Linked DNA regions of Homo sapiens: region 2 is linked to region 1. Evidence: read pairs that join two places in POLR2A ChIA-PET (ENCODE). Cell type or tissue: OCI-LY7. All regions are shown on one strand. Links, peaks and the distances in the headings refer to the core of each region. The heading gives the core; the rest is flanking DNA.

Region 1 (11,535 bases), core at 1,867-9,866:
TAATCAAGTTCCCCCTAATTTGACATACTAGAATCTAATACTAGAGGCAGCATGACATTATTATGGGGGAGGAGGTTGAGAAGCACTAACCTCGAAGTTAGAATTTCTGGTTTGTCATCCCAGTCTGCTAATTAGCTTTCTGATTTAAGACAAAATACTTTTTCTGTGCCTTCTGGGGGTCAAATTCGATTTTTAAGATTCTCTCAGTTGGAAGAAATCTAACTAAAAATATACTTAAAATAATTCTTTGGTAGTATATTATTTTGAAATTTGGTCCAGAATCCTATTTGTTTATTCCTGTAGTATACATACGTCTGTAGTTACCCAGTAGTCTTTGTTGTCTTTGGGCCATCTAAAGTATATTTGGGCTGGGCATGGTGTCTCACACCTGTAATTTCAACACTTTGGAAGGCCAAGGTGGGAAAATCACTTGAGGCCAGGACTTTGAGACCAGCCTGGGCAACACAGCGAGACCCCATCTCTCCTAAAAAATAAAAAAATTAGCTGAGAGGAGAGGTGTGCACCTGTAGTCCCAGCTACTTGGGAGGCTGAAGTGGGAGGATTGCTTGAGCTCAGGAGTGTGAGGCTGCAATGAGCTGTGATCATGCCACTGCACTCCAGCCTGGGCAACAGAGTGAGACCCTGTCTCAAAATAAATAAAGTGTATTTGTCTTGAGAATACTATGACTTGGCATTATTTGGTGACTGAAGGTCATGGAGTCTTTTTTTTTTTTTTAATTTTATAAAATTTTTGGTAGAGATAGGGTCTCGCTGTGTTGCCAAGGCTGATCTCAAACTTCTGGCCTCAAACAAACCTCCTGCCTTAACCTTCCAAAGTGCTGGGGTTATAGATGAGCCACTGTGCCCCGCCATGGAGTCATGTGATACACATAGTAAGCTGTCAGATATTTTTGATAAGTTCAAATAGACACCAAGTAAAAAAAGATTCCCATTTATTCTCCCCAGCTTGCCAACCCCCTAAATTAAGTAATGAAATGAAACCAGCACCTTTTCAGTATATCTGACTTAAAATCATTATTTATTCTGACCCATTTAACTGTTTGCAGGATTTTTTCCCTAGAGCAGACAGCTATAGGCCTGTATCATTAAGGATTCTCAAATAAGTGAACTATTGAAACCACATAAAAGCCATCAGTTGCAAATTCTACTTCTCTTTGTTTAAGTAGCTAAAAATGAAAGTGGTGGAAAAAACAGGAGATAAGCATATTAAGTTCTCTACTAGTGCTGAATCTTTAAATGACTAGCTAAGCAGCGAAGAAGAAATCATTCTAGAATGCAGTGCTCTGGATCCTGCTTTGTTATAAACAGTTATAATAGCATTAAGTTAACAGTATTTCACTTAAACAGCTGGACAGGTGGAGAAAACATTGTTTCAGGAGTTAGGCTTTGTAATCTTAGACTTGAGGGTTTTCTCAATTTCTCTTTGTTTATGATAAAGAAAAACCCTATTACTACTCCCTTTGTTTTTGGTTAAAAACTGAAAATAACTGATTTTGAAATCAAATAAACCAGTGTAATATAAAGCCATCCATGTGTTCTGCTAATCCCTTAAAACCTATCAGTTGCTTTTGTGTATTAAAGGTCTTCTCCACATGCTTTTGTCTTCACTTTTGCCTAACTAACAGATGTGCGAGTGCCAGAGGATCACCCAGAGCCTCCAACTTGCTACCCACTGTTTTGCCACCAGAGTGAATACCTATTTCCTTGTTTCCCTCAGGGCCTGGCAGAAAAGAACTGCCTTGACTGCAGTCATATGTCATCCCAACATATTCCACTCAAAGCAGTACAAAGTTCCATTGTTTAAGTTTTTCAAAAGGCAGAGTTTGACTAGAATTTTTTTTTATCAGTTATAATACTATACTATTCTTTTTTTACTCTTACGGTTTTTTCCCAAAATAATCTACTTTTAAAAACCTATAATTAATTATTTCAGCCAGTATCTGCTGCATATCTTATTCCTTGCTAAACACTTACACGTCTTCACTGGGAAAGCTTGCAGTCTTACTGAGAGATTAAAAATAATCATAGTGCAAAGAGATTCACAGTTAAACGCTAAAAATAGTGGTAAAGACATAAATACTGGAGAAGCTTATAGAAAGATGACCTCAGAATGAGCAAGAGTGGTCATGGAAAGCGTTGTGGCAAAGACAGGGCAGAGAAGTGGCCACGTACTTAGTGCTGCCACACATACATTCAAAGCCCTGCTCCACACCTTGCCCTGGCCAGGTCCACCTTTGAGGTGATGACGACAGTTGCTGAGAAAAGAGAAAAGACCACTGGCTCACTACTTGTTTCTGCTGCTATAATAGAGAGGAGAAAATGATGAAATGCTCTTTTTACCTTCCTGTTTGAAGATTGCCTGGTCATAAAAGGGAGTCAGAGGTCTGACTTCTCCATTTCCATCCCTTAGGGGACTCTTTAACAACAAAAAGAATGTATTACAAGTATGTCAAGCTGATAACGCAAGGCTTTTCCTCCTGGAAGATTGCTGTAGGTGATGAGTTTCTAATCCCAAATATATTTGCATTTACCAGGCTTTTGTGAGTTTAAGAAGTTATCTATCATATCTTTTTTTTTTTTTCTATAGAAAAATGCTTGTTTCTATCAAGAATGACTCCTTTATAAACTGGGGAGTATCTTTAAGAGTGGTTTCAACCCTGACTGTATAGTATCATCTGTTGAGGAGCTTAAAAAAAATATGTAGGCCCAGCCCACACTAGACTGGCATTGGTACCTGGTATCAGTATTTTTTAAAAACTTCCCATAGGATTCTAATGTACAGCCAAGATTGAGGACCATTTGTCTGTCATCTGGGATTATGCTTAATAAATTAATACTGTTTTTTAAATTAATTAGATTTCACTTCTAAGTCATTATCAGTAAATTTACTCAGTATCTAACTGACAAGAATTTCTAGCATATATTTCTTGATTAGTGCATGTAAAATTCTAAAAGAATTTCTATAGTATTTTCCAGGCAATAAGACAACTAGTGCCCCAAATTTACCAAATGCATGAGTCTAAGCCTGTGCTATATATAAATATACTCAAAGCCAAGTTTACATCTGTGTACACAAGTGTGCATGCATATGTACAATTAAAGACTATAGTTGTAACAGTCATGAGCTTGTGTTTTGATTTTACTCCTATTCCTGTATTGTATTAAGTGTACTATCATGTTCTTGAGGCATATCTCCAGGAGATATGTTTATTTCTTTTCCAGGAAAAGTGGGACATATATAAGTAGGGTAAACGCTAGAGCTAGATACTCCTTTAATCTCTATTACGTCAGATCTCTGGCTCCCTTTTACAACCAGGCAATCTTCAATTATAGGTGGCTAATAGGGAAGAAAATCATCGGCAGAGCAACAGCTTCATGTAATTTCAGAGTAGAAAAATGAATTTTAATCTTCTGAAAGGTAATATTAGAATTAGCTGGATTGCTACACTTAGGAATCATAGGTTCCAAATAAATATCAGTACATACGGAAATCAGATAATGGGACAGATTATTTGAAATTAGGGCTGCCTAGAAATCTGGAATGTGAGATCACCCTCCTTCTGACCAAATATGCTTGAATAAACTTAATATTCCAAATTATGTGAGGGATTGCCTATTGTGCAAAAAAAAAAAAACGAAATCTGAATTTAAAAAAAATTACCACAGTCTAGTATTATTTTAGTCTCTTGGATGTTATAACGTTATCTGTTCCATCTGTTGTTAATATGAGACACTGTACAAACAAACAACTATATTGATTTAGAATCAGTATAGATCACCTAGCTTTTTGTCTCAATTTTCCTACTTTAATGCTCTTGGGGCTTTCGCTTTTGATTTTCAGTTTTTTCCTTAAAATAATTAATATTGTTGAAATTAGACTTTCTAAATTTAAATTTATCAGAATTTCCTATGTAAAATGAGTCTAGGCACCAAATGTTTAATGACTTTAAAAAAAATGTTTATGACTATAAAAGGAAAAACCCTGTATCAATTTCAAGCTTGTTTTATATCCAAAGTGCTAGTTATTTTGTGATGAGAATATATGCCCCAAGAACATTTTTGAAAGACATATAATTAGTAACTTTTTTATTTTTCAACTTACATAAAATAAACTTATTACTTGTTTCACAAGTTTGAGTTTTCAAAATAATATTTACTAAATGGCATATTTATATACATCCAGCTGAACTTTTTGCTTGAATTGGGTTTCTACATTTTAAAAAGTCTTTCAGTAATATACGATTTTTTTATGAATGTTTTTCATTTAATAATTATGAAATCAAGTAAAGCTAAAAGGAATCTTAAATTCCCAATATGATATCATTTTTTTCTTCTCAAAAGTAAGTAGTAATGAGGTTTTACTATAAACTGTTACAGCATTCTTTAAAACGACAATGACAATAACATTTTCATCATAATACAAATTTTTGCAGATGAGTTGAATATATCAATGAAAGAAAAAAATCTACTTTTTCTTGTTTCCTTTCACAGGCAATGATACCGTCTTTATCCAAGTTACTCTGCCCCATGGCCCAAGTTAGTATATTTGGTTTAAGACTCATAATTCTTGCTTTGGCTTTAAAAATCAAACCAAGTGTAACCTTTCCTGCTAAAACTCTTCTTGGGTCTGGCAGCATTGGTACCTTGCTTGCAACATCCTAGAAGTGAGGCCTTCACTTGTGCTATCTTTAGATCATAAGTGATTTGCTTAAATTTATATATTTCTCATGCTTTTTATAAAACCTTGTTTCTCTCTTAAAAGAACATATTAAATAAGTGGCTTCCACATTTAACCATTTCTTTTTTCCAACTATAGAGTTCTAAGTATATTTTAATGCTCAACTTTGAAAAAAAAAAAAAGGCAAGAGCATGCATGCGCATATGGGAATGCTGGCAGCTACATGCAGTTTCTAAATCACAAAATATACTTAGCCTGATGGCAGGATAGATTATAGACAACTGCTTTTGACTTTAGAAGAACTTTCTTATAATTGTAATTATTCAAAGTATAGCCTAAATACTGATAAACAAAATAAAGTTCCATTTTAATTGTAAGGTAAACTAACAAGTCACTAAATTCCATTATTTTAATTATTTAAGCTAATATTTTTTTGCTGTCCTTTCATACAATTTCAAAATATGTACAATGGAAAATACTAGTTACAAGCTGAATTAACTATATTCTTAAGAAAAAAGGTAGGTGATCAAAATGTTGATCATTTAAATAATATCAGTACACAAAGTACTCTTTTTAAGTTCTATATTTTATAACATGTGACAAAATAAAAAGCTTAATGCTTAAAGGGAAAAAAAACTGCCAACTATAATTTTGAATGATGGTTTAAGTATTTTTTTCACATCTTTTTTTATAGTAGGTATAAACAACTAACTTAAGTGTTGTTTTCCAAAGTGTATTTATATGCCTACCTTATGTTCTTGTTACCATAAATGTCTGTAAGAGAGGTTCTAATTAGTAGCTTTACTTACTTTTTTTGTGCCAGTCCACCAACTTATTCTTAAATCAGATTCACTAGATTTTAGTGTAATTTCTGTTTTCATGGTCAGGGCTGCCTCCGTTGTCTTGAATAGTGCCATCACCGTTAAAATTTTTGGATTTAGAGTATAATGAGCCTCTTTTTGCTTACAGGCAAAGGGGAGCCTATAACTAAACAAAATGAGGAGAGGCCCCTCACCTAGACACTATGATTCTTTCCCTTGCATCCTTTGAGAGAAATGCTAGGGAGAGACATTGGAGAGAGTGGTTAAGAGCACACACTCTACTCCCAGGGACTATCCAGTAAGGTGGGGAAGTTCTATAAATTCTAATAAAGTCAAAGAAAAAAATGAACCCATTATAGAATCTAAAAATTACCATTCCAAAGATTTTCAGTAGCTCACTGTCTCCCAGACATCTGAGAATCAGACTCAATTAAAAATTTCAATAATAGAGTAACCATGGGAATGTTATTTTGTTCAGGCAAAATAACAGAATACCTTAGGCAGCTTTTTTCTAAATATTCTGCTAAAAAATGTCTGCATGCTTTTATGGCAGTTTGCTTTAATGAAATACTATTCGGTATTGGTTTATTGAACAGCTTTTGGTATTTCTACACATTACTTTTAATTATAAGCAATTTCCAGCTAAGACTTTTCAAGGTAAATAAATGAAATAAAATTCCTGTGGACTTTTTCTTAAAAATTTAACATCCCACAGGATCTGCTTCTGTATCATCTATAAGTTTAACCAAAGGCACTGATGAAGTGCCTGTCCCTCCTCCTGTTCCTCCACGAAGACGACCAGAATCTGCCCCAGCAGAATCTTCACCATCTAAGGTAAAGTAAGAAATCTTGTTGTGTAGAAATTGGAATCATTACAGTTCATTATAATAAACGGCTGTCTAGTTTAGTTCTCACTAGGATAAGTTAACATTTCAGAGTATACAGGCTTAATAGTTTAAACAAGGATTACATATAGATTTAGCATGCAGTAATGTTTCTTTCTTCTGAAGGTAGTTTTTTGGTATGCATTCAAGACCCTTGTAAACCTAAGGCTATGGTTATTTTCAGAAAAAAACAAAAGTTTTAATCTGTAAAGTAAGAGGAATTTGGTTTCAAGCAGTTCTTTAAAAGCATACAGAGAAAGTCCTGAAGCTTTGTATGAAGGCACATTATAAGTCAAACTGTATTTTGACATATGCTAAAATTTACTTATCTGAGCCCTTAATAGTAAATCTGACATACTTTTAAATGGAGTTTTCATGAAAATTCTGGGTTTGGAAGAGACCCCAAAGGCTCAAAATAGCTATTATTTCTACTTATTTAATTTTGTTTTTTTCTTTTTGGCCAGCTGTTAAACTTAATTCATTAGTTCTTAAGCTGTCCAGAGTGCAGAGCACCAGGATAAGTCAAGACAAGACACTCTTTGTAGAACTTCATGAATGTTAACATAGTTAACTTAAAATTATAAAATAGGTACTTTATGCTAAATTAGAAATGATCTTAGATTGAGTGATAAGCTAAGCAAGCAGTAGCAAACAAAATTTTGAGGAAAAAAATTTAAGTAAAAACTACGGCAAACTTTTTTTTTCTATGAATTGACAGAACCTCCCATTTAAAACATATGCCAGCCTTGGCAACAGAGCAAGACCTTGACTCTACAAAAAATGAAAAAAATTAGCCAGGCATGGTGGTACATGCCAGTGGTCCTTGCTGCTTGGGATGCTGAGGTCGGGGGATCACTTGAGCCCAGGAAGTTGAGGCTACAGTGAGCCATGATTGCACCACTGCACTCCAGTCTGGGCAATAGAGCAAGGCATTGTCTCAAAAAAAAAAATTTTTTTTTAATTAAAAAGAAAACATATGGCAAAACTCCCTGTTCCACACTTAGCATCCTGCCAATAGCATGTTTGAAAACCCCAACTTAATTCTTATAGTCATGATACTTCATAAATTTATTAATAAATGTGTATTTTATTCTTTTCATTTGTTAGATTATGTCTAAGCATTTGGACAGTCCCCCAGCCATTCCTCCTAGGCAACCCACATCAAAAGCCTATTCACCACGATATTCAATATCAGACCGGACCTCTATCTCAGACCCTCCTGAAAGCCCTCCCTTATTACCACCACGAGAACCTGTGAGGACACCTGATGTTTTCTCAAGCTCACCACTACATCTCCAACCTCCCCCTTTGGGCAAAAAAAGTGACCATGGCAATGCCTTCTTCCCAAACAGCCCTTCCCCCTTTACACCACCTCCTCCTCAAACACCTTCTCCTCACGGCACAAGAAGGCATCTGCCATCACCACCATTGACACAAGAAGTGGACCTTCATTCCATTGCTGGGCCGCCTGTTCCTCCACGACAAAGCACTTCTCAACATATCCCTAAACTCCCTCCAAAAACTTACAAAAGGGAGCACACACACCCATCCATGCACAGAGATGGACCACCACTGTTGGAGAATGCCCATTCTTCCTGAGTTCCTCTGTACTGGGATGTATATTTTCCTAGCCCCAAATCCATTGCTGGCAATGGATGCACTGAATGTGCCAGCACTGAGGAGTTAAAATGAGAACTCCAAACACTAACGACTCTTCTTCAAGATGCAGTATAAGACAATGAATTTTAACCTAGATGTAATTATACAATGGAAATGGTATTCCAGTTTAGAATATGGAAAGACCGACCTAGAGGAATTGGACAACTGATTGCACCTGAAAATCATAAAGGGACTTTTTCTGGCCAATAGGCAGGAGTCCTCTTTTTGTGAAGTGATCTTTTGTGAAGTGATCATTAAAGGGATGGAAAACACAGTCTAGTGTCCAGCAGGCCCACATGACAGTTTTTGTAATTCAAATTATGCACTTTTAAAAAAAAAAACTTAAACAGGGATCTTAATATCTTCCTTTGTTTTCCTTTGCTTTACTCTTCTACTTTAGAATATTTTCTTAAAAATCACTCAAAGGACTGTGAGGAAAGGCTGTGGTACCTGACCTTGTTGAAATCAAGGCCCGGCACTGTACTACAGGCCTGTTTACAGATTATTACGGTGAACTGAATGGGTACCGAGGCTTCACCAAAGAGGTACTTTTTTGTTGTTGTTGTTGTTTTAGGAATAATTGTACCAATTTTAAGAGCATTCCCCCCACCTGTCCCCACACACCCAAACAAAATGTGGTGGTGTTGCCTTCAAAAAAGAGAAGTTTTGTGTCATTAACATGACAGAAGAACTTTTTAAAAAAAAATAACTGTCAACTATTCTATTTGCATTTAGGAGACTGTTCATCTATGCTAGATTGTCATTTTCCCTCCTTCTCCCACAGAAGTTTACTGGTAGTCCATGTCATGGCTCGTAGCTATCCCTCTAACCATACCATGGAAATGCAGGCACCCAATGTGAAAAGGAGCACTTGCTGGGCATCACTGACACCGCTCATGTTTTACACATAGTTGAGTAATCAGCATATCTAGAATTATCTTGCATTGCCTAAATCATATGTATATAGTGAATGTTATATAATATACCTGGCAGGTCTGTTTTAATTTAATTGAATAAAGATACAAATACTTTGTTTGGCTGGCATATATTAAATTATTATATGAAGAAAATGGTTGATTCTTATTTCTTTTAGTTGAAAAACACACAAAAACACTAAACATAAAAGCACGTTTTGTGGTACGCCTTGGTTTCTAGTTCTGGATATATGTATTAATCTTAAAGAATGATCTAAAGTCACAGCTTGGCATATAGGAAGATACTTGGTTAGAATAGGATGGGTATCTTTTAAGCAGAACTTTGTAAGTAAGTTTTAAGTTCCTAAGCAACAAGTATACAGTTTGTTAAGGTTTATATTGAACATTCTACCTTGCTTGAGGTTTTCTGCTTTATCAAAACTATTCATAATAGAACATCTACCTGCATCATTACTATCATAATATGGATTATTCATAAAGCGTATGTACTGTTCTTCTGAGTCTAACAAATACTGTGACTGAAATGCATGCACCTTGTTGAAGAGAAAACATTTTATTAATCTCCACTATAATGTCTGTGAAATGTGCAGTATTCCATCCTTAGAGAGTTTATCTGGTTCATCAGCATCTGCATGTATCCTCTGAATAATGAAGCAACATTTCAGCAATTCTGTTAACCACACCATTAGAGACATTTTTAGAAGTGCTGCAACATGGTGGGAACCTAGTACTTTAATAATTTCCTATGATATTTATTAGAGCATAAAATGTACATCACGATAGTACAGTATGTAGTCCTTTAAGACCAGAAGGTATGTTAACTGCACCATCATTAAGCAGTCTATCCTATTTTCTTATTTATTTGTTAGAATTGAATCCTTTCTCAATATCTGTACCATTCCTATGATGGTAGCCATTCTTCTCTTTATAAAATATTTCCTCTTTGAAAAGCGTCCTAAAACATTAATTTCAAATCCCCTCTTGGATGCAAAGTGTCCCTAAGACCATCCATTCAACAGTATTTATGTGAGCCAACTTACTAGAGCCGCTACAACTAATCATGATAGACAGTCCAGAATCTCCCTGGACTTTATACTGGGCCAGCCTCATTGTCCCTAAGATTTCTCTTTTTATGTCTCATGGATTACTTCTCTTTTTAATTGCCCCAGGCACATTCCAAATGAGAACCTGGTAAAAGTCACATTGGACCCCCTTCAGTATGTCTTCGGCTAATGTGTTAGCCTTCAATAAGGTGATAACCCCTTTTCAACCTATCTAGTCTATAAAGAGGAAAAATTCAGATTTGGAGTTCTAATCCTATTTCTCCCAAAGGGAACTATTCTTCTACCCCATGGTTCTAGGAGACCACTTCACTGTGCAACAGTTTTACATGCATTGTGGATGGAGGATATTTTTATTCTGAACTGTTACATTTAGGTAAAAATATTTTCTGCAGTGGTAACTGATTAGAAAAATGCCAATTGGATGCCCTTAGGTGGAGGTGAGAAAATGGCATCCTTGCCTTCTTCTCAATATGAAACATTAACTAGTTGACAAATTTATCCTTGTAGTAATGAAAATCTATTTAATCAGGGACCAGAAATGGCTGAGGAGATAAATGCATCATTACAAAATTCTGCTTTTGAATCCTGGACATTACAAGGGGGTAAATGCAGCATGACTTTTTGTTAACCACATTCCAAAATGTGGAACATTTCTTTTAGAAATGAAAATATTTCAAGGCTGATGTATTTTAAGACTACACATTATCAGGAAACATACATTGAGAGTTCGCTTAATTAAAGGTTGTTGGGCATCAAATTATGTTTAGTAGGTTACTATTCTCTAACAACTCAAGGATGCTTTAATGGATCTGAATTTGACAAAGAGCATGCCACACTAATACTACAGTCAACAACAGCCCAGAGAACAATTACTATGTCAGCTGGAGGCTATATTATGATTCTAAATTCTTAAAGGTTTTTTTCCCTCCATAAATCAAAAATTACCTTATGTAAACCAAAAATTAGTTGGTATTTATGGTCATGATCTTAATTCTCAAGTTTAGCTTAATCTTGTATTTCATTGTTTGTCTTCTAATATGACAGCTTAAATTCAGATTTTTAAGTGACTCAGCAAAATAGGAGGAGTGTCCCAATTTATTAGTGTTGTACATATTGAAGAAAACCTTTTTGTTCCTTCAGATTTAGAAAGAAACAGTTTAACCATTTATTTCTTGGTATTCTGCTGCTGTGAATAGGTTTACTTATTCTTTTAACATATATTGTGTGACTACGCAAGTATAGGTCCTGTTGTATTGCATTAATCTTTACCAGTAACTAAACATCACAAGGTTAATATTGGTTTGGCTGAAAGAATTATGCAGTAAAGTTATTTATAAGGGAACATGATGACTTTATTCAATATTTTTCTTCTTTGAAACATCTCATTACTAACTTTTAAGATTATTTCATAATCCCTTATACATGAGCCAATGAAATATTTTGAGCTCTACTTAAGAAGCATGAAGTCTATAT
Region 2 (9,768 bases), core at 1,769-9,768, 110 kb after region 1:
AACTTTGTATTGTCCTTTATTTCCATAGTATAAAGACAACATTTTTATCATTTTCCTTCATCTGTATCTATCTGTGAAGCCCAGTAAATTAAATGTTCTGGATCTGGGACATTTGAACATCAGGGGGTCCATGATGAAGATAAATAGGGGTCCTCAAGATACCCTGAATGTATCAGAAATCTTAAAGGGCAACCAGTTTAGTTAGTTCAGGAAACCAGTACAAAGTAGTTGTTAAGAATTCAAATTTGGATTTGAGCAGACCAGGGTATACTTTCCTGTTTTATCATTTACTAGCTGGGCAAGAAACCTGAGCCTGATTTTCCTCATTTGTAAAATAGAGTATTAATGGTACCTATCTCATGAGGTTATTATGAGGATTAAATGAGAAAATTATGTAACGGATTCAGCTTTACTCAATGAATAGGAGATGAGAAAGAAAGTAACGATGATTAGCTTTCTACAGTGAGTTTAATATTACTCATAAGTTAATATATGTTAATATGATCATTTGTTATTTTTATTATATAGTCTACTCATTATAGGAGTTTTTGATTAATGGTGAAATGCCTGGAATCACTAAACCTACAGGGTTATTTATCCACTGCCAATATTAAAAACAACAATAATACCTTGTCATCTTTCCAGCTTCCTGTGTAGACAATCCCATTAGGAGTGGTATGAATACCTATTCCATTTCTCTCGTAGATTCCAGAAGATGTTCTTGTACAGTCACCATCTAAACAGAGGAGAAAAACTGAAGATTATAAATGAGAATAGTTATGTCTGGGCCTAATCGCAACTACACCTCATGGGTTTCTTTGGCTCCCTAGCACTGAAACCAGTGAGACCAGAGATGAGAAAATCCATGGACACAGAACATCTTGTAACAATTGAGACTCAAGGGCCAGGAAGATTGACAGATCCCATAGGTTTCCAAGGCATTGGAATTTTGATTTTAAAAGCTCTTTATCTATTAGGATTTCTGTTATTTTAGTTAATAAAGTTAATATCCTAATAGTAGTTTTATAAAATTTAACAGTCTCAGTTTTTTATTCCTAAGCTATTTAATTTTCTATACAGAAAAAGTAATTGAAGCGTATACTTACCATACTTGTCTCCATTTGGAAAGATAAAGCTGATCTTATACACTTCTGAAGCTGTTTTAAAAGATTTAAAAACAGTGACATAAGTTTACTTTTTTTTCGATAGAGGCAAGGTTTCACTACATTGCCCAGGCCAGTCTCAAACTCCTGGGCTCAAGCGATCCTCCCGCCTCAGCCTCCCAAAGTGCTGGGGATGCAAATGTGAGCCACCACACCCAACCAAGTGTAAACATTCTTATGTCATAAGACCTATACCCAATGTGCTTTCAGCACTATCCAAATGGACTTACTTCTCAAGATCACATCATATCATGATTACTTGGTATTTCCATTGTCTAATGTAGGGTCCCGGGGAAATAAACAATTTTGCCTAGATGATCTCTTTTAAAATTTATTTATTATGATAGCTTTATTAATATATAATTCACACACCACAAAATCTACCCTTTAAAAAAATACAATTTGATTTTTTTAGTATATTCAGAGTTGTGCAACTATCATCACAATCTAATTTTAGAATATTTTAATCATCCCAGAAAGAAACTCTGTACACATTAGCAGTTACCCATTATGATTCCCCTCAAACACCCCTCACCCCACAACCCCAAACCCCTGGCAACCACTAATCTACTTTCTGCCTCAGGGATTTGCCTATTCTGGACATTTCTTATAAATGAAATCATATAATATGTGGTCCTTTATGTCTGGCTCGTTTCACTTAATGTTTCCAAGGCTCATCCATGTTGCATCGTGTATCAGTACTTCATTCCTTTTTATAGCCAAGTATATTGTATAAATATGTTGTACAGAAACAGCATATTTTGTTTATTCATTCATCAGTTCATGGACATGTAGGTTGTTTCCAGTTTGAGGCCATTATGAATAATACTGCTATAAACACTGATGTACATTTTCAAAACATACAGCTTCCTAGGAGTAAAAAAAAAATTGGTGTACAGATTTTTGTGTGGATATGTTTTTATTTCTCTTTGGTAGCCCATATGATTTACTGATTGTCCCACAGAGGTAAGGTGGAGTGAGGAATCTTTAAATTGGCAATAGGAAGAAATGGAAAATAAAGATAGCAAGTGGGGAAGGGCTGGTAGGTCCACACAGAATGAGACTGGAATGGAGACCAAGTGAAAAAGGAAGAAAGAGGACCGCAAGACTGAGGGGGACTCTGGGCCTCAGATCCCTGGACACTTACTGGACTAAAACTAGAAACTGTATTTTCCGATACTGAAGAAAACTTATGTAGAGACGGTATGCAGGCCCATCCTTCAGAATCACCTGAGATGCTTCTAAGTTTCTTCTCTCTACCCCACATCTACTGAATCAGTCTTTACGGGTGGGGCAAGGGAATTTAAAAATTAATTTAGGTACCACTTGAGAAAGGCTTGGAGGCTCATCACTGAGGAAACAGAGTTAACACAATAGGTAGAGGACTTAAACTGTAACATCCTCAGAGAGAAAGGGAGAGTATTAGTATCCTTGAAATAGGAACAGGTGATTACAAAAAACAAAAAACAATTAGCAATCCAGGAAATGAATAATATAATTGGTGAAATAAAACTTCTTAGAAGGGATGAAAAGCAGAATAGATACAATTGAAAACAAATTAGTGAACTGGAACATTAGGTTGAAAAATGTGCTTAGAAAGTAGCACAAAGTGTGAGTGAGATGGCTGGAAAAAAAATTTTTTAATTAAAAAAAAAGAAAGTAGCACAAAGAATTTTAAAATGATGGAAAGTGGATCCAAAAGGCTACTGTCAGTCTAATAAGAATTCCAGAGGGAAAGAATAAGGGATATTTGAATAAATAGCCAAATTTTTCTCAGAACTGAAGAAAATGACTGCTTGGACTACAAATGGGAACTAAGCAAAATCCCACACCTAGACAGGTTACAGTACAATTTCATGACATAAAGACCAAAGGCCAGCTAGGCTAGTTAAAAACAAGCAAACAAAAACCAGATTACCTACAATAAACTACAAAGGACTGACATTAGCAACAGTGGATTCTAAAAAAAAATGGCACTATGTCTTTAAAATTCCGAGACAAAATTATTTTCAACCTAATATTCTACATCCAACGAAACTATCAATCTAAAATCATGGAAACTGGCAGGCACGCTGGTAGGATGAATTACTGGCTCATGCCTGGAATCCCAGCACTTCGGGAGGCTGAGGAGGGTGGGTTGCTTGAGCCTAGGAGTTCGAGACCAGCCTGGGCAACATGGTGAAACCCATTCTCCACAAAAAATACAAGAATTAGCTGGGTGTGGTGTTGCATGCTTGTTGTCCATGCTACTTGGGGGCTGAGGTGGGAGGATCGCTTGAGCCCAGGAAGTGAAGGCTGCAGTGAGTCCGATCACACCCTGCCCTCCAGCCTGGGTGAGACAGCAAGACTCTGTCTTAAAAAAATAATAAAATAAAAAAAATTAAGTTTTAAAAATAGAATCTGGTGGCTCATGCCTGTAATCCCAACGCTTTGGGTGGGTGAGGTGGGAGGACTGCTTGAGCCCAGGAGTTTGAGACCAGCCTGGGCAACATAGTGAGATTCCATCTACACCAAAATTAAAAACTCAAAAAGAAAAAAAAAGAATCTGTAACTAAAACTCAGGTAATATCAATATGGAAATGGTGTGGAGGATAGAGAGCAATCTTGCTAGAATTCTGATCTCGTTTAGGGGTTAAATATAGACACTAATTAACACTAAATCTTAGAAAAATCTGAATTTAGTTATGTTTGCTTATTTTTTCCCCATAATTTCTAAGATTTGGTTGTGGATAAAGGGTGAAGTATGGTGGTATACAGAAATTGCCATGTGTGCTCATTAATTAGTTATTTACATGTCTGCAAGATGTGAAATTCCAAGAGAGCAGGGACACAGAGCTACTTTCTTTCTTTTTTATTTTTTAATTTAATTTAATTTAATTTAATTTATTTATTTATTTATTTATTTTTGAGACGGAGTCTCGCTCTGTCGCCCAGGCTGGAGTGCAGTGGCTTGATCTCGTCTCACTGCAACCTCCGCCTCCCGGGTTCACGCCATTCTCCTGCCTCAGCCTCCCAAGTAGCTGGAACTACAGGCGTCAGAGCTACTTTCTAAGTGTTTAACTAATGATAACTAACTAGATTACCAGATCTGCTTGTAGTTTCCCACAGATGCCATGCCGTACTCTGGGTGGAACACCCTTCTCTTCTTTACCTGGTTAACTGCTATTCATCCTCAAGAGTTGGCAAAATAGAGTGTAGTAGTTAGGGGTTCATGCTCTGGCATCGGACTACCTACCTTTGCATCCAGACTCCACCATTTTCTCTGACCTTGGACAAATAATTATCTTATGCCTCAGTTTCCTCATCCTTAGATGGGGCAAATCAAGTAAATGAGCTAATCTAGTTAAAGCACTTAGCCCAGTGTCTAAACTCTGTAAATATTAGCTATTGTATTCTTGTAGCCCCAGCTCAGGTATGAGCTCTCCCACAAAGCCTTTCTTCTCATTACTTGTCAACCTCAGACTCCTTCAGGAACCCCCACGGCACTCTGGGCCTATTCCTACTGTAGTACTTAAGGTTCTATTAAAACCATGCTTTTGTATCGGGATCCCCTATCCCACCCAGTTCCTCCAGGACACGGATGGCAGATTAGTCAAATCTCTTCTCACCCCACTGTCCGACTCCGTGTTTAGTACTAATAGTAACAGAACGTCTAGTGAATGAAGGGCACTTCGGAAGGAATCGTTAAGTGCCTATGAAGCAGAGCATTAAACGTAATCATATCAGAAACTGGACTGTTTTCAATTGCCGCTAAAATGTTCTACATTCGAAACTTGGGAACGTCAGAGCTAGAGGGAACCTCACAGAGACCACCCGGCACCATAGCGGAAACTGAGGCCCAGGGAGGTTGGCACGCGCCTCGGGTGTCTCAACAGCGAATTAACAACAGAATCAGAGCTAGATTCCCAGACCAGGGGTTCCCCCGTGCCCCTCGGCTAGACGGTCAGGAAATATATCACACCCCCACAGGAGTTACCGGGAGCCAAGCAGGTTCTGACTCCACGCTAGTTCGACTTAAAGGAGCTCTTCTCTGCCCGGGTCGTTAGGAGGAGGGACACTCACTTGGCCGAGAGGTGTTAGAGAGATCTTCCAAACTCTGCGACTCCCCCTGGGCGGCCAGCTCTGCGGCCGGGAGAGAACTAGGCGCTAGGACAGCTCCAGGTGCGACTTGGTTGCTGGGGCGACCGGGCACCTCTCACCCGGAAGCGAATACGCGAGGGGCTGTAGCTGAGCCAATCAGAAGGCGCCGGGACTGTGCCGCTGCAGCTGGGCCACCGCAGGGCTGCTCCAAGTGAGAATCGTGAGGGTGGCCAAGTCCAGTTTGGACCTCTGACCCTTGGGCAGCACCTCCCGACAGCCGGCTCGGGACCCAACTCTGCGAGCCAGGTACGTCTTCCACTTCTGCGGACAAGTGATGCGCGTTGTGCGCACGGTGTGCGCGTCACCCTGTTTGTCAGTGTGTCTGCCGCCTCCTGCTCCAGGAGTGGTCGGGATCTGACGAGCATCGCGGCCCAGTGTGTTTCATCCAGTCTGCCTGGGGCCGGTGAATCTGGACCAGCAGGATCCCAGGCCCTGATACCGAACCAAGGCGGGCTCTGCCGCTGAGGTTGTCCACGCTCAAACTGCAGGTTGGGGCCGGGGGGGGCGGGGCGTGAAATTCAGTCTTGGAGCAGGCTAAGGGGTTGATTGAAGGGATCAGGCTCCGTTCTCTGACTCCGTCTGTGTGGCTTTTTTGGGGAGAAGGGTGGGGACGATGTGAGTTCGAAAAAGGATACGAGATCTGGATATCTGGATGGAGCTGGATATATTGTGATCAGTCAGAGATCTGCCTGGGAGGAGAGTAGTGTGTAGTCACTTTTCAGTGCCTTGGCTATCAAACAAAGAATACTCTTACAGCCAAACTTAGGTCCCTGTATCCATGGTGAAGAAAGATAGTTGGAGTCTTCCCGGGCTAGATGGAATAGATAGTGGAATCTAACCACGTGGATTATACAACCTAATTCCTATTCCCTTGAAAACTCTGGGAGAGTGGTATTGGACACCATTACAGTCAGTAAATCTTCGTTTAAAATGTTAAGCGCATATCTCAGATCTAGTTGTAAAAGTAACATTTTCTGGGTTGGTGTGAGACAACTTGTTTTGATTCAGCGTAAGTATCCTCTTGCTTTTTCCTAATGTTTCTCAGTACACAAATTTACCTGGGCTGCATGGTTTTTGAGATGAAGTTCTAATCTAACTGATTTGTTATTTCATTTCCCTAAATTTTAGAAATAATAGGTAATTATTGGTGCACAACCTTACAGAATTCAGTTTGACCTGTTATTTTTCTTGCCTGTTAAGATTTTAATGACTCTACATTTTTGTGAGTAAAGTTGACGTTTGAACAACATGGGTATGAACTACCCGGCTCCACTTACAGGTGGATTTTTCCCAACCCAACACAGATTGAAAATACAGTATTTCAGGTCGGGCGCGGTGGCTCACGCCTGTAATCCCAGCACTGTGGGAGGCCGAGGCGGGCGGATCACGAGGTCAGGAGATCGAGACCATCCTGGCTAACACGGTGAAACCCTGTCTCTACTAAAAATACAAAAAATTAGCCGGGCATGGTGGCGGGTGCCTGTAGTCCCAGCTACTCAGGAGGCTGAGGCAGGAGAATGGCGTGAACCCGGGAGGTGGAGGTTGCAGTGAGCTGAGACTGCGCCAGTGCACTCCAGCCTGGGCGACAGAGTGAGACTCTGTCTCAAAAAAAAAAAAAAAAAAAAAAAAAATACAGTATTTCAACTAGGCACAGTGGCTCATGCCGGTAATCTCAGCACTTTGGGAGGCCAAGGTGAGACGATTGCTTGAGCTCAGGAGTACGAGACCAGCTTGGGCAGCAAAGCGAAACCTCATTTCTACTAAAAAATGTTTAAAGTAGCTGGGTGTGGTGGTGCACCTGTGGTCCCAGCTATTCAGGAGGCTGAGGCAGGAGGATTGCTTGAGCCTAGGAGATCGAGGCTGCAGTAAGCTATGATCGTACCACTGCACTGCAGCCTGGGTGATAGAGCAAGATCCAGTCTCAAAAAAAAAGAAAGAAAGAAAAAAGAAAAGACAGTATTCCTGGAATGCAAAACCCACATACAGAGGGCCAACTTTTCCTCTATGCAGGTTCTACAGGGCTGACTGGAGAACTTGAGTATCCGTGGATTTTGGTATACATGGGGGTTCTGGAACCAATCCCCTGTGTATACCGAGGGATGACTATTTCATGGCTCATTCTGTCAATTTCTTCCGGATGTCCTTTAAAATCTCAAAGAGGCCTTACCCAACCACTCTATCTAAAATAACTGCCTCGGGGGTTTTTTTTCCTTGATAGCACTTAAGTTATAATATATATCTATTTGTTTAATGTCTGTGTTACCCTCTAGAAGGTAAGCTTCATGAAGCAGAAATTTTGTCTTTTTTGCTGTTATATCCCCAGGATCTGGCACATAATAAGTGCTCAATAAATATTTGTGGAATGAATAAATAGATGAACAAATCTCCATTCCCACATAAGTCATTTTTTCAACCTTCAATCATTCATTCCACAAATAGATACTGAATTCCTACCATATGCTAGACACTGTGTTAAGGGTACAGTGGTAATCAAAATAGACATAGTCTTGTTTTCAAAGAGCTTTCTGGGAGTAGAAAGGAGAGACAAACTTAAGATAAACTCTGAATACATATGTATAATCATCAGCAATTTTGAAGAAAGGAATACCTAGGAAGACCTAGTTTAATATACACATATTTGTGAGTTTCCCAAATTTTTTCTAGCTTTTGATTTCTAATTCCATTTTGGTTGGAGAACATAGTTCATATTATTTCTTTCTTTTTACATTTATTGAGGTTTATGGCTGGGCACAGTGGCTCACGCCTGTAATCCCTGCACTTTGGGAGGCCAAGGTGGACAGATCACCTGAGGTCAGGAATTCGAGACCAGCCTGACCAACATGGTGAAACACCATCTCTACTAAAAATACAAAAATTAGTCAGGGAGCATGGTGGCGGGTGCCTGTAGTCCCAGCTACTCGGGAGGCTGAGGCAGGAGAATCGCTTGAACCTGGGAGGCGGAGGTTGCTGTGAGCCAAGATTGTGCCACTGCACTCCAGCCTGGGCGACAGAGCAAGACTCTGTCTTAAAAAAAAAAAAATGTATTGAGGTTTCTTTTATCACCTAGTATGGTCTATATCCTGGAAAATGTTTCATGTGTACTTCAGAAGTATGTATAGTTCGTTGTTGGGTGGAGTGTTCTATAGACACCTATTAGGTCTAGTTGGTTAGAGTGTTGTTCAAGTCTTTTATTTCCTTGTTGATCCTCTGTCTAGTTGTTCTACCATTAAAAGTGAGGTACTGTAGTCTCCTACTATTATTATTGAATTGTCTAATTCTCCCTTCATTTCTGTCAGTTGTTGCTTTGTGTATTTTGGTGCCTTATTATTAGGTACATATGTGTTTTTAATTGTTATCATTTCCTGGCAGATTAACCCTTTTATCATTAAGAAATATCCCTATCTCTAGTAATATTTTTTGCTTTAAAGTCTGTTTTGTAAGCTATTAACATAGCCACTCCACCTTTCTTGTAGTTGCTGTTTGCAAGATCATCTTTTTCCATCCTTTTACTTTTCATTTATTGTGTCTTTGAATTTAAAGTGCCTCTCCTGCAGACAGAATATATTTGGATCCTGTTTGTTAATCAAGTCTGACAATCTCTGTCTTTTGATTGGACTGCTTTATTCTCTCACATTTATTTTTATTGTCTATATACTGAGAATTACATCTAACTCTATTCTACTTTTGGATGTCTGTATTTCTCAATGTCTATTTTTTCTTCTGTTCTTACTTTATGCTTTCATTTGCATTTAGTCATTAAGTGAATATTTTCTAATGTAGTATTTTTGTGATTGCTTTGGGGTTTATGAACAACTTCAGATTTATATTAGCTTAATTCCAGCAATATTGCTATGGTTTGAATGTTTACCCCCAAAGTTCATGTATTAGACATTTAATTTCCAATGCAACAGTGTTAGGAGATGGGGCCTAATAACAGGTAATTCGATCATGAGGGCAGAGCCCTTATTAATGGTTTAATGTCACTAGCATGGGAGTGGGTTAGTTATAGCAAGAATGAGTTATTAGGCCGGGCGCGGTGGCTCACGCCTGTAATCCCAGCACTTTGGGAGGCCGAGGCAGGCGGATCACAAGGTCAAGAGATCGAGACCATCCTGGCTAACATGGTGAAACCCTGTCTCTACTAAAAATACAAAAAAACAAAAACTTAGCCGGCGGCGGTCACCTGTAGTCCCGGCTACTCCAGAGGCTGAGGTGGAAGAATGGCATGAACCAGGGAGGCAGACCTTGCAGTAAGCTGAGACCACGCTACTGCACTCCAGCTGGGGCAACAGAGTGAGACTGTCTCAAAAAAAAAAAAAAAAGAATGAGTTATTATAAAATAAGTCTGGCAGCTGGTACCTCTCTCTGTATCGTGCCCACTTCTGCCTTCCATCTTCCACCATGAGATGACACTACGCAGATGCCAGCATCATGCTCTTGGACTTCCCAGCCTCCATTACCATGA

What was found. Peaks named below come from ENCODE experiments on the same cell type or tissue, not always from the same donor. Only the 100,000 strongest peaks of a DNase experiment are listed, where the experiment ranks them.
Region 2: POLR2A ChIA-PET joins it to region 1 with 12 read pairs; 3 of 35 experiments call an interaction of 5 or more read pairs at or near these places.

What each region holds. Positions count from the first base shown.
Region 1 is chr2:38,982,292-38,993,826 of GRCh38, reverse strand. It overlaps SOS1 (SOS Ras/Rac guanine nucleotide exchange factor 1), which reads left to right. Exons shown (of 23, transcript NM_005633.4): 21 at 4,513-4,557; 22 at 6,236-6,354; 23 at 7,512-11,535. The coding sequence ends at 8,003. Among named protein-coding and RNA genes, the nearest start is that of ARHGEF33, 98 kb to the right of the region's middle. In OCI-LY7, for the core only: no CTCF peak of the experiment used is centred there; no DNase peak of the experiment used is centred there.
Region 2 is chr2:38,871,568-38,881,335 of GRCh38, reverse strand. It overlaps DHX57 (DExH-box helicase 57), which reads left to right and starts at 5,402. Exons shown (of 24, transcript NM_198963.3): 1 at 5,402-5,549. It overlaps MORN2 (MORN repeat containing 2), which reads right to left and starts at 5,360. Exons shown (of 5, transcript NM_001145450.3): 1 at 5,226-5,360; 2 at 1,107-1,157; 3 at 630-736. The coding sequence starts at 5,283. RefSeq lists an enhancer at 5,209-6,193. In OCI-LY7, for the core only: no CTCF peak of the experiment used is centred there; a DNase peak (open chromatin) is centred at 5,385; H3K4me3 peaks cover 2,323 bases.